Linked DNA regions of Homo sapiens: region 2 is linked to region 1. A link is an interaction called in ENCODE POLR2A ChIA-PET data of the cell type or tissue named here. Cell type or tissue: OCI-LY7. All regions are shown on one strand. Each heading gives the region's core, and the rest is flanking DNA. Links, peaks and the distances in the headings are about the cores only.

What was found. Peaks named below come from ENCODE experiments on the same cell type or tissue, not always from the same donor. Only the 100,000 strongest peaks of a DNase experiment are listed, where the experiment ranks them.
Region 2: POLR2A ChIA-PET joins it to region 1 with 6 read pairs; 8 of 35 experiments call an interaction of 5 or more read pairs at or near these places.

The regions. Positions count from the first base shown.
Region 1 is chr11:34,095,532-34,103,735 of GRCh38, reverse strand. It overlaps CAPRIN1 (cell cycle associated protein 1), which reads right to left. Exons shown (of 19, transcript NM_005898.5): 16 at 7,063-7,257; 17 at 6,440-6,540; 18 at 5,975-6,038; 19 at 1,126-4,433. The coding sequence ends at 4,369. Among named protein-coding and RNA genes, the nearest start is that of NAT10, 6.0 kb to the left of the region's middle. In OCI-LY7, for the core only: no CTCF peak of the experiment used is centred there; no DNase peak of the experiment used is centred there.
Region 2 is chr11:34,155,816-34,160,815 of GRCh38, reverse strand. ABTB2 (ankyrin repeat and BTB domain containing 2) reads left to right here. Exons shown (of 17, transcript NM_145804.3): 12 at 463-568; 13 at 808-910; 14 at 1,430-1,520. Among named protein-coding and RNA genes, the nearest start is that of NAT10, 53 kb to the right of the region's middle. RefSeq lists enhancers at 52-552, 553-1,053, 4,759-5,000. In OCI-LY7, for the core only: no CTCF peak of the experiment used is centred there; a DNase peak (open chromatin) is centred at 2,005.

The sequences.
Region 1 (8,204 bases), core at 1,920-6,919:
GTGAGACGAAGTCTCGCTCTGTCGCCCAGGCTGGAATGCAGTGGCGCGATCTCTGCTCACTGCAACCTTCACTTCCCGGGTTCAAGCGATTCTTCTGCCTCAGCCTCTCAAATAGCTGAGACTACAGGCGCATGCCACAACGCCTGGCTACTTTTTTATTTTTAATAGAGACGGGATTTCACCATATTGGCCAGGCTGGTCTCAAACTCCTGACCTCGTGATCCACCCGCCTCGGCCTCCCAAAGTGCTGGGATTACAGGCACAAGCCACCACACCCGGCCCAACACACAGCTTTAAAACCTTCAATAGTTTGCAACTGTTCTTAAGAGACAAAACATGGGATGCAACTATTATGCCGTCCATAGTAGCCTTTACCTGTTTCTCTAACCTGTAACTCTGCTAGTCCTTTCTCTTTCCACTTGATCCTGATAACTTTCTCAGTCACTGGTGATCAGATGTTTAGGTATGTTCTTCTCTCCCTTTCTTTGACTAGTCTGCTACTCCTCATCCTTCAAATCTAGCTCAATTACCCCTTTCAGTTAAGTCTCCCCTGATCATTTTAACTAGGGTATACACTCAGTCATGGCTTTAATATCTGCCATCAACCACATTGCTCCATCATGGCATCTGCTACACTTTGGTGTCATCAGTCTTTGATTAGACAGTTCAATGAAAGCAGAAACCACAGTAATTTTTGTCACCACTAAATGCCTAGTGCTTGGCATGATGCTGGGCAAAGGATACCCTAATTTGCTGAATAAAGCCTTAGTTTAGTTGCTTAATACAGTGTGTCTCCCTATTAAACACAGTACTTAAAATTGGTATTTCCAAATAAGCATTAATACACAAATGCCTTTGCTAGATGATCAGGAACAAACTGCTGATCTTCCACTGCCTCTACTCAAAACAGCCGTACTGCTTATGTAACTGGATTAAGCTTCAGAACAGCTTGTTAAAAGTAGGATATTAGTAGCAGAAGCTGAGAAGTGTATTAGATGAGGCTATCAGATTGCTTTTATAAACCTTTTCCTCTCTTCACACCAGTAGCACTTCTTCACCTACAGCTTTTGCTGGATGGTTTTTAACAACTTAAGCAGACTGCGTTCAAGGACAGTGAGAAAACCAGACTTTCATATTATTTAATCTAGTGTAATTTTAAACATTCACTAGTCTTTTGCAGTATTTTTGTAGGATTCAAAATGGAAAAAGGTATGAAGATGAGCCTTAACAATTTACTTTCGTTTTCCTGAGGGGTCTTCCTCCCCGTTAACTCCATAAAAAGGACAAGATCAAGGGCAATACTGATTCTGTGAAATCTAACTTATAATCAACTAAAATTTAGAATGCTTAAAAACAACCCAAGTGGAATGCAGATTCAGGAGCTTAAACATAAAATGAAGGGTTTGAATTCGGCACTTATCTGCATTCCACTTCCTCTAGTTATATGACGGAAAATATAATGAACAAATGTCCTAAAACACTTAGGAAGCTGACTGCTCAACTAGTTGTTAACTCATCACCTCAGTTAATGAACCTTCTGAGAATAAGCACACATTCTATGTCTCCTTTAAGTGGAAAAGTCTCCCACGTAAGAGCTGCATATAAAAGGAGACAAAAGAACTGTAGAAGCTAACTGATTAGAAATACTTAAAGGATATTTGTTTTAATATCAAGGTACAATGATTGAAAAAAAACTTTTCCATATTTTTTAGGAATTATTAGGATCTGGAAATAAAACTGCCCTAATCAAGGTAATCAATAACATTCTACCTTTTTAAGTTTTAAAAAAGAAGTTTCATATCCACATGAGATGATTTATATTATGCATATACAAAAGTATTTTGTATGTGAGCTTGCTACACCAAGAGGCTACAGTGACATGTGTGACAATCATTTCCTTGAAACTCTGCTAAAATATGCATTTGACCAAACAAAAGGCCTTCTGCAGCTAGGACAAGCAATCACATATTATACAGAATGCTTAGAACCAAGATTCAGATCTTAATGAGACTTATTGAAAAGTTCTCTGCCCCATAATGAGGCACCCCTTTAAAAATATGGTCTGAGTAGAGACATAAAAGATATACATTTAAACTGTGATGGTAAAATAACCAAAAAAAGAAAAATTATAGTTCAAAAAAAGGAACAATTCTTTGAAAAAACATACATAGAAACAGTCAAACTATGAACACCTTTACACATTCACAACATCTGCACTAATGCATAGAAGTTCAAAACCTAGAAGGCATTTTCTCCCCCATCCCTTCTCTGAAACTGATTCAGAGGTCACTGTGTGAAGAACTTACTTCAGTCCTGATTGTAAATGTCATGAAATTATTTTCTACACAGATAGCAAATTTAGTTTTATATAGGACTGCAAGCATACATCATCTAGGGATTACCCAGTAAACCACAAATATTTTATCCATTCCCCTAAGATACAGGTAACATATGGTTGTGGTACATCCCAGGCAGATGTCATTTAAAGCACGCAAGGGGAGGTGCTAGCAAAAAAATACTCATTTGCCAAAGTAACAGGTTAACCCTTCCAATATGATGTACCACAACCACACATGAGAAAAGTCAAGAACTTATTTTATTTTATTTTAAAATAAACATTGAAGATCCCCCATTTCCCACCACCCTACAAAACTTTTGAATGTGGAATGTTCAACAGCCTATCCATTTTGGTAGGTTACAAAACCAGCAAAAACTCCAGTTGTCTAATGATGAATGTTTGAGAATAGTTTTGTTTTTAAATAGCTGAGCACCTACTGGAAGAATTCCTGGGCTAAATGCTGAAAATAAAATTTAATTTCTGCACAGAAAATACCATTAACTTAGTAGCCTTTGCTTAAAGGTGGGATTAATTCTCCATGAAGTCAGAATGAGACAATAAGCAGCATTAACTTCCTAGGCACACAGAACTAGTGCTCAAACTGCTAGCACAAATTCCAACAGAGTACATAAGGCTAAGTCACTACTCAAGTGTCCATTTCCATCAAATTTAGAGACTCTCCCTATGCATCTAAGGGAAGGAATTATCACTGAATATAAATGCCTCCAGGAGAAACGGAGAATTCAGTTAAGGTTAAATTAGACAAAAGATAATAAGTGCAAGTACTAGAGAAATGTTGCTGGAGATAAACCATAAAATTTGTGACACTAACGTGGCATGGGGTGAATCACATAAGCTGCTAGCTGTTGAACACCAGTGTTTCAAGATACAACTTTTATAAACGTTTTATTTGTTTTGCTTATACCATCAGAACTGAAACTACTGTCCGTGATTTCCCTGAAACAGGGAAATCAATCTAAAACACATACTGGTGCCTTTCAAAAGATAGCAATTGAAAAGGGTGGTAGCAGCAGGCATTTGGTATCTTTTCCTTTTAAAAAAAAGCTTTCAAGCTGAAGGAAAAACATGTGACCGAGAGTGTTATGATTATCCACTAGAGATTTTCATCAGTACCTGTACCAATTTAGGTGACAATACAGCAAAATCCAAGGATTAGTGACAGACAATGTACATGTCATAAGGAATGATAGATAGTACCAATCCTTACAAAAGTCATTGTCTCAAAGAAACTGTTAAGTGTTCAAAAAGGTATCTAAATATTTCACATTAAGTACAGAAGCGGCCATCCGGATTACATCCCATATTTGTTGCATATTTTTCAAAAAGTGCCAATCAAAGCCTAATTTTGCATCTTGGCTTTGTCTTATACAGTATCAGCTGTTAAAAAGCATTTTACATGTGTTTTTAACCACAGTTGTTTGGCCAGATGAACAGTGCTGTGTCAAAGCTGGTAGCCAGCCTTATATGTGTGATTAGGACCCATGCATAATTTGGTATGCATCTGAACGTTCAGTGCTCCAATTTAACTGGAAAAGCTGTGAAATGCAGTTGTTCTGCCAAACCACACTCCACTCCTTTCATCTTCCTTTCTAGGGAAATAATTTAGTTTGTCAGTTATCATTGAATAACTCGAGGGCTGATTTGTAGATTTTATCCAATGTCATAAAAGTCAATCTTGCCTTTTTCAAGCCACTTCAAATAACTATGGAGATTATTATCACCCTGTAAAGTATATTGTTTTACTCCTAAGCAAGGGTGAGGAATCTGAGTATCATGTGCAAGGCTCAAGATGACGCTTAGGACAGAACATGCAGAGTAAAAATAGTTTCCTTCCATATCCAGGTAATAGAAAGCTGACAATTGTAGTCCTGTCTTTATGGGATGAAAACAGTCCCTTTACAATAAGTTTCCTGAAAGGGAGAACAAATAGATAATAACTCTTCTGGTAACATATTATGGTACACTGGCCAGTGTGTTTTTGGCGATTAAACATAATCCTGTGAATCAGATTAATTCACTTGCTGAGTGTTCATTTGCGGCATCCCTCTGTTGGGTCTTGGGGGCCCTCCACGACCTAGAAGACAAAAATGGCATTTGATTTTTCTTTCAAATATTATTTGTTTTGCCTTCAAGCAGATTTTCATCTGAAGTCAAGAAGCATGTGGGCAGCCTGTCACCACATTATTAGGCTTAAGAGGTCAATTCTTCAGTGTTCAAGTTTCCCCTGTCCTGGAAGTTGTCATGCGCAAATTTGCTCATGTTCTCTTAGCTAAAAGAAGAGTAAAGCTAATGGAGTATTCCACCAGTACTCATTCATTCATTCATTCAACAAATATTTATTGAGTGCCTACTATGTGCCAGGCACCATCATCAAGCGTTGGGAATAGATACAGCAGAGAAGACAGACAAGGTACCTGCTCTCATGGAGCTTACATTCTAGTGTACACTCTAGCTTACATTTCAGTAGTAAGTAACATCATACTATCAAAATTAATAAAAGCACCAGAATGAAAACAGACCTTATTACCTAAACTGTTAAAAAGAAACTACATAACATTCAAAACTGTATAATGACTTTTAACAGATAAAATAACTTTTTACATGCTGTTAAAACAGATTTTTAGCTATCAGTTAACTCAACTTTCATCGAATATGCTACAAGGTGGGAAAGAACATAACCCACATTCACATGCAAACATCCTTTGATACTTCTAGTCAAGTCAGTAATTCCCAAGTGATCCATTAATTTTTAGAAAAATGTACCTTTTTCCTGGCCAGTTTCTACTAGTATTCAAATCAAAGTACGTTGTAATTCCTCCTTAACACACATTTTATACATGTTATGGCCAATAGAGGAAACCTGTTTGATGTTTAACCTCCCTCAAATCAGAGAACCATTTAGAATTTCAGACTACATGAAATGCTAGCTCTAATTGTTAAATAGGTTAACTTCCTGCCAAAATGGGAAGTAGTTTTCCAACAGTAAAAGAAAAACAAAAAACTCTCTAAACCTGTAATTTTTTTTAAGTATAGCTCAATAAGTTAGGAATTTGGGAGTTTTGTTTAAAAGTCAGAAATAACTTGATATTTATATCACTAATAGAGGTCCAAAAGGCATTGCAAATTCCATTAGTTCTATCACTTCTAAATGGTTCTCTAAATGTTAACTATGGCTTATCCGGCCATTAAAGGGTGTCTGGCCCTAAAATATAATAGGCATGTTTCAAAAAAATGAAAGAGGAATAATAAATTTATATAAATGTTCAATCTCATTCCAAAAATGTCTTACAAAAATGTTTCAGTAAGTACTTCCTAAAAACATTTAGCAGGTTTTAGGACCTGAAAAATAATTTTCAGTTGGAAAAACACTTTTTCTGAGAAGAGAATATGTTCTAGTTTTCAAGACAGTTTATATAGTAACAGGGAAAATTAAATCATTCAAAAATTAAAATTTGGGTCCAAGATTAAGTTTTAGAAACAGAGCATTTCATTTAATCCCTAGCAACAAGTCTGGAAAGGATAAATGTATTCCTAACATGCAGACTATTAACAGCTCTTCCAAGGCCAGAACAGAAGCTCCACTTAGGAGCTAGGATCACCACCACAAAATATTACCTCGTGGGGCTCCCCGTGGTCCACTCTGCCCAGAGCCTCGCTTGAAATTCTGCTGATATCCATCCTAAAAGACAAGCTAGTTAGTATTGAAAAGGTACTTTTTAAAAAATGCTTACCCATCTATTCTTTCAGTCTAACACTCAATACAGAATTCTTCCTTAATCTTTTAGACACTTCAGTATCAGTTTATCACAGCTACACCTTGTTCTGTAATTGTTGTACTTCTACTATTCTCAAAGAACATTCAGTGAAATATATTTCTCTGCTCTTGGAAATCACTGTCTTTAACAGGCTTTACTAAAGGAGTACTGATGTTGAGTGCTAAAAGCTTTTGTTTCAACAGAGTGTCTTGGACACCACAAAGTTAACGCCAAATTAGTTACTTAGGTTCATTAAGCAACAACACTAAGTCACTTTCATTGGTATATTTAGTTCAGGTTTACACTTTAGAACTACTTTACCTACCCGTTGATAGCCAGAGTAATCCCGGGGAGCACTGAACTGAGACTGTGTATAACCACTGTTTGGAGTGTTAGAGAATGAAGGGCGGTAACCATCATATCCTCCTAAAATTTAGGACAAGAAAAGAAATAATTTTCTTATCTTCACAAGGAATTTTTACTTTTTTATTAATGAAGACGGGAAGAACTAGAAATTATAAGCCAGGCTAGTTAATCAAATTAATCTCCAATTTCCTATCTTGATCCAATCTGTTTATAAATTTCTGTAAGTACTAACTGCCCCTCAGAAGATAAACTTTTAACCCATCTATGCATGTAAACACACATCTGTACAAATATAATAAACAATCCCCGTAAGTTTTGGTAATGTGGAAAATACTTATCCTCCAGGAGATAGTGGTAGACATTAATTTGACATAACCAAATGAACAAAAATTCCATGATCTGTTATTTAAATAACAAATTATACCAAATACACAAATTGTACCAAAATATACATTGTTTAAATTGCACATAGGAGGCTAATGCAGATACATCCTTCCCAAAAACTGTGTGATATATTTTACAAATCAAAAAATAATTTGAACTAGTAAAAGGTCATTAGAACCTCCTTTTTTATTTTTTTACCTCTGAATCCATTGGCAGGGCCCCGGTATCCATTCATCAAGCCTCTAGCACCACGGGAGCCTCCACGAGACACACCACGACTATTGTAATAGGGCTGATTGCTACGTGGAAATCCAGTGTTCTGCTGAGGAGGCTGCTGGTGGTTACCAGTCACTTGATGGGACTGGTCTGGGGAACCATGGTAAGTGCCAACCACTATAATTTAAAAAAGAAAAAGATATATACATAAACAGCTCATTACCGTTTGTTCTCCCACGCACTTTCTAGTTTAAGAAGTGTCTTATACAGTCTCCTTAAAGTTTAATCCTTAAATTTGCATACAATGATAAGAAAAACTACACATGAATAAAGTCTCTTACCTTTCTCCTACCCTTAGACTCAGCTATTGGGGGTAAAATTCTCCAACCACAATTCCAAACCTTTGAAAGCAGGGTGCATGATTGATCCTTCCAAACAAATTATTTGAAAGGCTATATTAACGTCTTCTGAAAGGCATCTACTTTTTAGCACAAGAGACCCAAAATAACTCAAAAGATTTACTCTTAGTACATTACCATTTTGTACCATTTAATTACTTCTTTTCATTATAAAGCTCCTTAGTGGTAGAAGTTTTCTTATTCTTTTAAATATCCTTTTTTTTACTTAGTAAAACATACAAAACCACTCTCTCATATTTAAGCAGCTAGATGGTAGAATATGTCATCAACTACATAGTTTAATCAGCAGAGGCCTTCGACTTGTAGCCCTTAATGCCAAATTCCATTTCAAAGTATTTAAAATGGCAAGTATAGCCAATTTAGAAAACAATCACATGGTACTCACATTGGCACTCAACCCACTTGAAGGTTCTAGACTAAGGTACACACTAACATATATACAAGCTCCATCCACAATGGACAGAGTTCTAGAATCTAGAAATTTTCAAAAATTCAATACTACAGAACAATGTTTATAATTCAAAGAGGAGAAAAAAATAGGGTGCTAAAAGTACCTTTGGGAGGTGAGGAAGGCAACAGAACAAAGGAAGGCCCACACACTAACAACAAGGGTCAGAAGCTGCTGGCCAACCCAAATCTCCCCTTTTGGGGCAGAGAGAAAAGCAGCTGTATGACTCTTGAAAATCTTTACTTGACCTATTTTAC
Region 2 (5,000 bases), core at 1-5,000, 59 kb before region 1:
ACAGACACAGGGACCCCCTCACCCAACGCACACACACTCACACGCCTGCCCTCAGCACCCAGGGACCCCCCCACCCAACACACACACACGCCCGCCCCCAGCACCCAGGCCCCCCCCCCCACTCAACACACACATACACACACACACGCGCGCGCGTGCACGCTCGCCCCCAGCACCCAGGAACCCCCCCACCCAACACACACACACACAGCACCCAGACTTAGACTTGCGCTGCCTGGCTGTAGAGGGCAGGGGCCATGGGCTGGAACCTGACCAAAAAAGCCATTTCGGGAATCACTGATGAAGGAACAGGCATCTCTTGCCAAGCCACATCCAGCAGGAACAAAAGATAGCGGCTGCACTACTCCTGGCCTGGACTTTTGAAATTAGCCTGACGTATCTGCATCTGTGAACAGCCAGCCACAGCGGGCAGCTCACAGGCCCTCTCTCCTCTCCCCACAGAACGACTCCGTCATCCAGCAACTGGCTACCATCTTCACCCACTGCTATGGCAGCAGTCCCATCCCCAGCATCCCAGAGATCCGGAAGACCCTGCCGGCCAGGCTAGGTGAAGGCGCGCCCCCTGCGCCCTGCATCACCACACGTCCTCCCCCTCTTCCCTTTCCTGCTTCCTCCCCACTTTGTCATCTTTCTCCATTTCCAAGCGCCAAGGCCCCAGCCTCAGTTTCTCTGTTCCTCACCTCTGTGTCCCACCCCCAACCCCAGACACGCACCTCACAGCACACTCAAGCAAACCCCAGCAGGGGACTCCTCAGCCATATCCCTCTGTCTCCCCGCTTTTCACAGATCCACACTTTTTGAACAATAAGGAGATGTCAGATGTGACCTTCCTGGTGGAAGGAAAGCTGTTTTATGCACATAAAGTCCTGCTGGTGACAGCTTCTAACAGGTAGGCAGCCTCAGATAACAAACTCCCAGCCCAGGGGCACAGAAGCACCTTGTTTCAGATTCCAGGTGACAGAGAGTGACTCGCTGGGGCTGTACCCTGCAGCCTCTGCCCCTCAGACTGCAGTCACATTGCAGCAGAGCCCCACTCGCCCCACAGCGGGATGAGACGGGGTGGACCCAGGGCAGCAGGAAAGGGGGGCTCTGAGGTGGTGTTCTTTCTGGCCTAGTTATTGCTTTTATTATTAGAAAACATAAATATCCTGGAATGAAGAGTCAGCATTCTGGCCACAGGCGTCAGGTCGCTTGTAGGGTGGGTGGTGGGGACAGAATTGGGCTCAGCTCAGATGTCTTCCTAAGATGGTGTAAAATGGCACTTGCTGAAAATTATTTTAGGAGCACAGCAGTAATTTTTAAAATGTTCCGTCTTGTGGTAGCCGGTCAGGTGACAGATGGTGCCATCGCCACACAGTGGTGAAGTAAAAGGTTCAAAACCCACCTTGCTTTGTCTCCTTTGCTCCAGGTTCAAGACACTAATGACCAATAAATCAGAACAGGATGGGGACAGCAGCAAGACCATCGAGATCAGCGACATGAAGTACCACATTTTTCAGGTGTGTGGGTCTTGGTGCCGCCCTCTTCTCAGAGGGATGACCCTCCCCCAGGAGCCCACCTTGTGGGCAGCTGTGCATTGGTTGTCATTGTTCACTCTATTCCCAGTGCCTTCTGTATTCTGTTGAATGAATAGAGCATCCAGGTCTTTCCCTGTGCAGAGGTAGCCATCCGTTGTGGGGCTGCAGCTTCAGAGCCTGTCACATGGGTCCTGAGCTCTAACCGCTGGACAGGTGGTCTGGGCAGCCTGCAGACAGACGTGCAAGGACAGATACAAGCCACACAGCTGGGGTGTGAGTCCTTGTTATCAGGGTGGGCTCCCAGCCAATGGGCATTACTGAGAGCTTGTTGGAAATGCAGAGCCCCAGGCCCCACCCCAGCCCTCCTGCATCTTCACAAGCTCCCCAGGTGGCCATGTGCTCAGTGCAGTTTAGGAAGTGCTGGTGGAGGCTGCGTCACTTCTCCCAAGCATCAAACCCCGGCCACATTGGTCAAACACGTGGCCGTGAGGCACACATCCTGACTGTAGATCAAAGTCAGGTCTTTCGGGCTTTAAGCTTTGCAGAACATACAAGGTTACATACTAGAAACTCCAGTCAGGGCAGACAAGGTCCAGAGGAAGACCTGGCTGGGATCTCAGCTGAACCCCACTGAGAGGAGCTTTCTAGAAAGTAGCAACTGCAGGTCTCCAGGCTGTGTGGTGGGCTCAGGGCTGCAAGAGCTGACCCTTATGGGCTGGGACTGAGGCCAGGAGGCAGCTGGCAGGTGGGTCTAGGGCCTTGCCCTGCACAGGAGTGGTTTGTGATATAATAGGAGAGATTGCAAACCCCAGAGTCTCACAGAAGCACATGGGGCCACCTCTAAAATGGCTTTTTTTTGTTTTTTTTGACACGGAGTCTCACTGTCGCCCAGGCTGGAGTGCAGTGGCATGATCTCGGCTCACTGCAAGCTCCACCTCCCGGGTTCACGCCATTCTCCTGCCTCACCCTCCCGAGTAGCTGGGACTACAGGCGCCCGCCACCACACCCAGCTAATTTTTTGTATTTTTAATAGAGATGGGATTTACCATGTTAGCCAGGATGGTCTCGATCTTCTAACCTTGTGATCCACCCGCCTTGGCCTCCCAAAGTGCTGGGATTACAGGCGTGAGCCACTGCGCCCAGCCTCTAAAAGGTTTTAAGCAGTAGGAGGAACTCACCATTACTAACACTTAGGCAGGCAGGGTTCTAAGTGCTTTGCTTGGTTTCCATTGAGGCCTCACAGCACAGTTCCAGGGAGGTAGGTATGTTATTATCCCCTCTTGGTAGAGGAGTCAGAGGCATGGAGAGGTTGAGTAACTTGCTCAAGGTCACATAGCTGGGAAGTGATGGAGACAGAATTCAAACCCAGGATGTGCAAAACAGCCAAGTTTGCATTTGCAGCGGTAAGAAGGGATGGAAGGGGGCATGGCCACCTCCAGGGGACCAGTTAGGGGCTGCTGAGGAATCCAACTGAGTGACAGTGGTGACCTGGATTGGCAGTGGCTGGGGGGATGGAGGGAAATGGACCAGGGAAGAGTGGATGGGACTTGGAACTTGGTAACTGACGGATGTGGGAGGAGGGGAGGCCCAGGGTCTGGCATAAGCCAGGTGGCGTCTCCCCTTCCCTCTTTTCTCACCCCTTAATCCAACTCACTGGAGAATGGGCAGCTTTAGGAACATGTCCAGGTGAGTGGGAGCAGGAGGTGGAGTCATGCTCAGATCAGGCAGGAGGCAGGTCCTAGAGGGGCTACAGGGATCGCTGGAGACTGGGGAGCGCACTTGTGGCCATGGGTGACCACTGCCTGTAAGGGGACCTGTGCGGGCTCAGTCGCCTGTGCTCACCTGCCAGGCCAAGGGAGGGCATCTGTCATAGAACAGGCTCAGCAGCCCCTTGGCACCTCCCGGGGTTGCTGGGAGGGCAAATAGGGGACAGGCTTCAGGTCCACAGCACACACATGCCTTCCCCTGGGCCTCTTGCCAAGTTCTGGCCGACTGTTCTAACTAGGCCCAGGGCACTGGCCTTGCCCCGTGGGTCTCCTGGGTACAGAATTTTGCCATATCCAGGGCATCATTTCAGATGGGGCTTCCAGACCTCAGCTCCGACTTTCCGGGCCTCCCTGGAGGGGTCAGCCTGAAGCCATCAGTCTGGGGTCAGGGCTCCCTAACAAAGCCTGCAAGTTTTCCAGCAGCCCCTAAATACCGCATTGACTCTCATGCAGGCGGGGTGGGGTGGGGGTGTGTGGATCATTATTTTGTTTTCTGGAGGAGGAAACAGAGGCCCAAGGACATCTAGACAGTACTGTCGGATACAGTGTGAGGCATACATTGTAATTAAAAATTTACTACTAGTCACATAAAAAATAAAGAGCAGGTGAAATTGATTTTAATATTTTTGAACTTACAGTATAGCCAAAATATTATTTCAACATGTAATCAATGTAAAAAGTTACTCACAGCCGGGCACGGTGGCTCACGCCTGTAATCCCAGCACTTTTGGAGGCCGAGGTGGGCAGATCACCTGAGGTTGGGAGTTCGAGACCAGCCTGACCAACATGTAGAAACCGTATCTCTACTAAAAATACAAAATTAGCTGGGCGTGGTGGTGCATGCTGCATAATCCCAGCTACTTGGGAGGCTGAGGCAGGAGGATCGCTCGAACCCAGGAGGTGGAGGTTGCGGTGAGCCGAGATTGCGCCACTGCACTCCAGCCTGGGCGACAAGAGCGAAACTCTGTCTCAAAAAAAAAAAAAAAAAGTTACTGAGCATATAGCCCAGAGGGCCCCAACCCTGCCCTTCCCACATGGTTTCTGCAGTATCAGCTTCCAAGTGGCCCACTCAGGACAGAAGGAAACCCTGCTGCCCTTCTACAGGTGGTCCTGTCTGGGGCCTTTCCTCAAGCAGCCTCTAGCCCCACAGGCTGCCTGGCTCCAGGAGGCACATGACCTGTATCCTGCTAGGGACTGCCAGGCTGTGCAAAATTCACCCACCTCTGCCTGCTGGCTGCCCAGCTCCCATAGCAAGGCTCCAGGTGAGCCGTTCTGATCTGACTTCTGTGGCCTCATATGCATTCAAGTGGCCTCAGGGAGATCCATGTGCCACGGATGCCAAGACTGGGCCTTGCCAAAACCAAATCCTAAAATGCAGCAGGAGGTAGCCTTCCAGGCCAGGAAGGGAGCTGCAGCCTAAGGTGGCTGGTAGGCCTGGCCCTAGGGGCTGCCCTGAGGCCATCCCTTAGCAAAGAATCCCAACAGGAAGATCTGACCTGCCTGCCTGGTGCTCTAACCCCAACCCTGTATGAGGGGCATTCCAGGCACTGCTCCTGCTGGTGCCTCACCTTACTGAGCACTCACTCAGTGCCCTGCATGGGGAGGGCAGAGGGACCTGGGCATGGCCTGCCCAAGGCACACACTATCTGGAGGGAGCAGACGGACACTTACTGTGCAATCATGAGCTCACCACCCA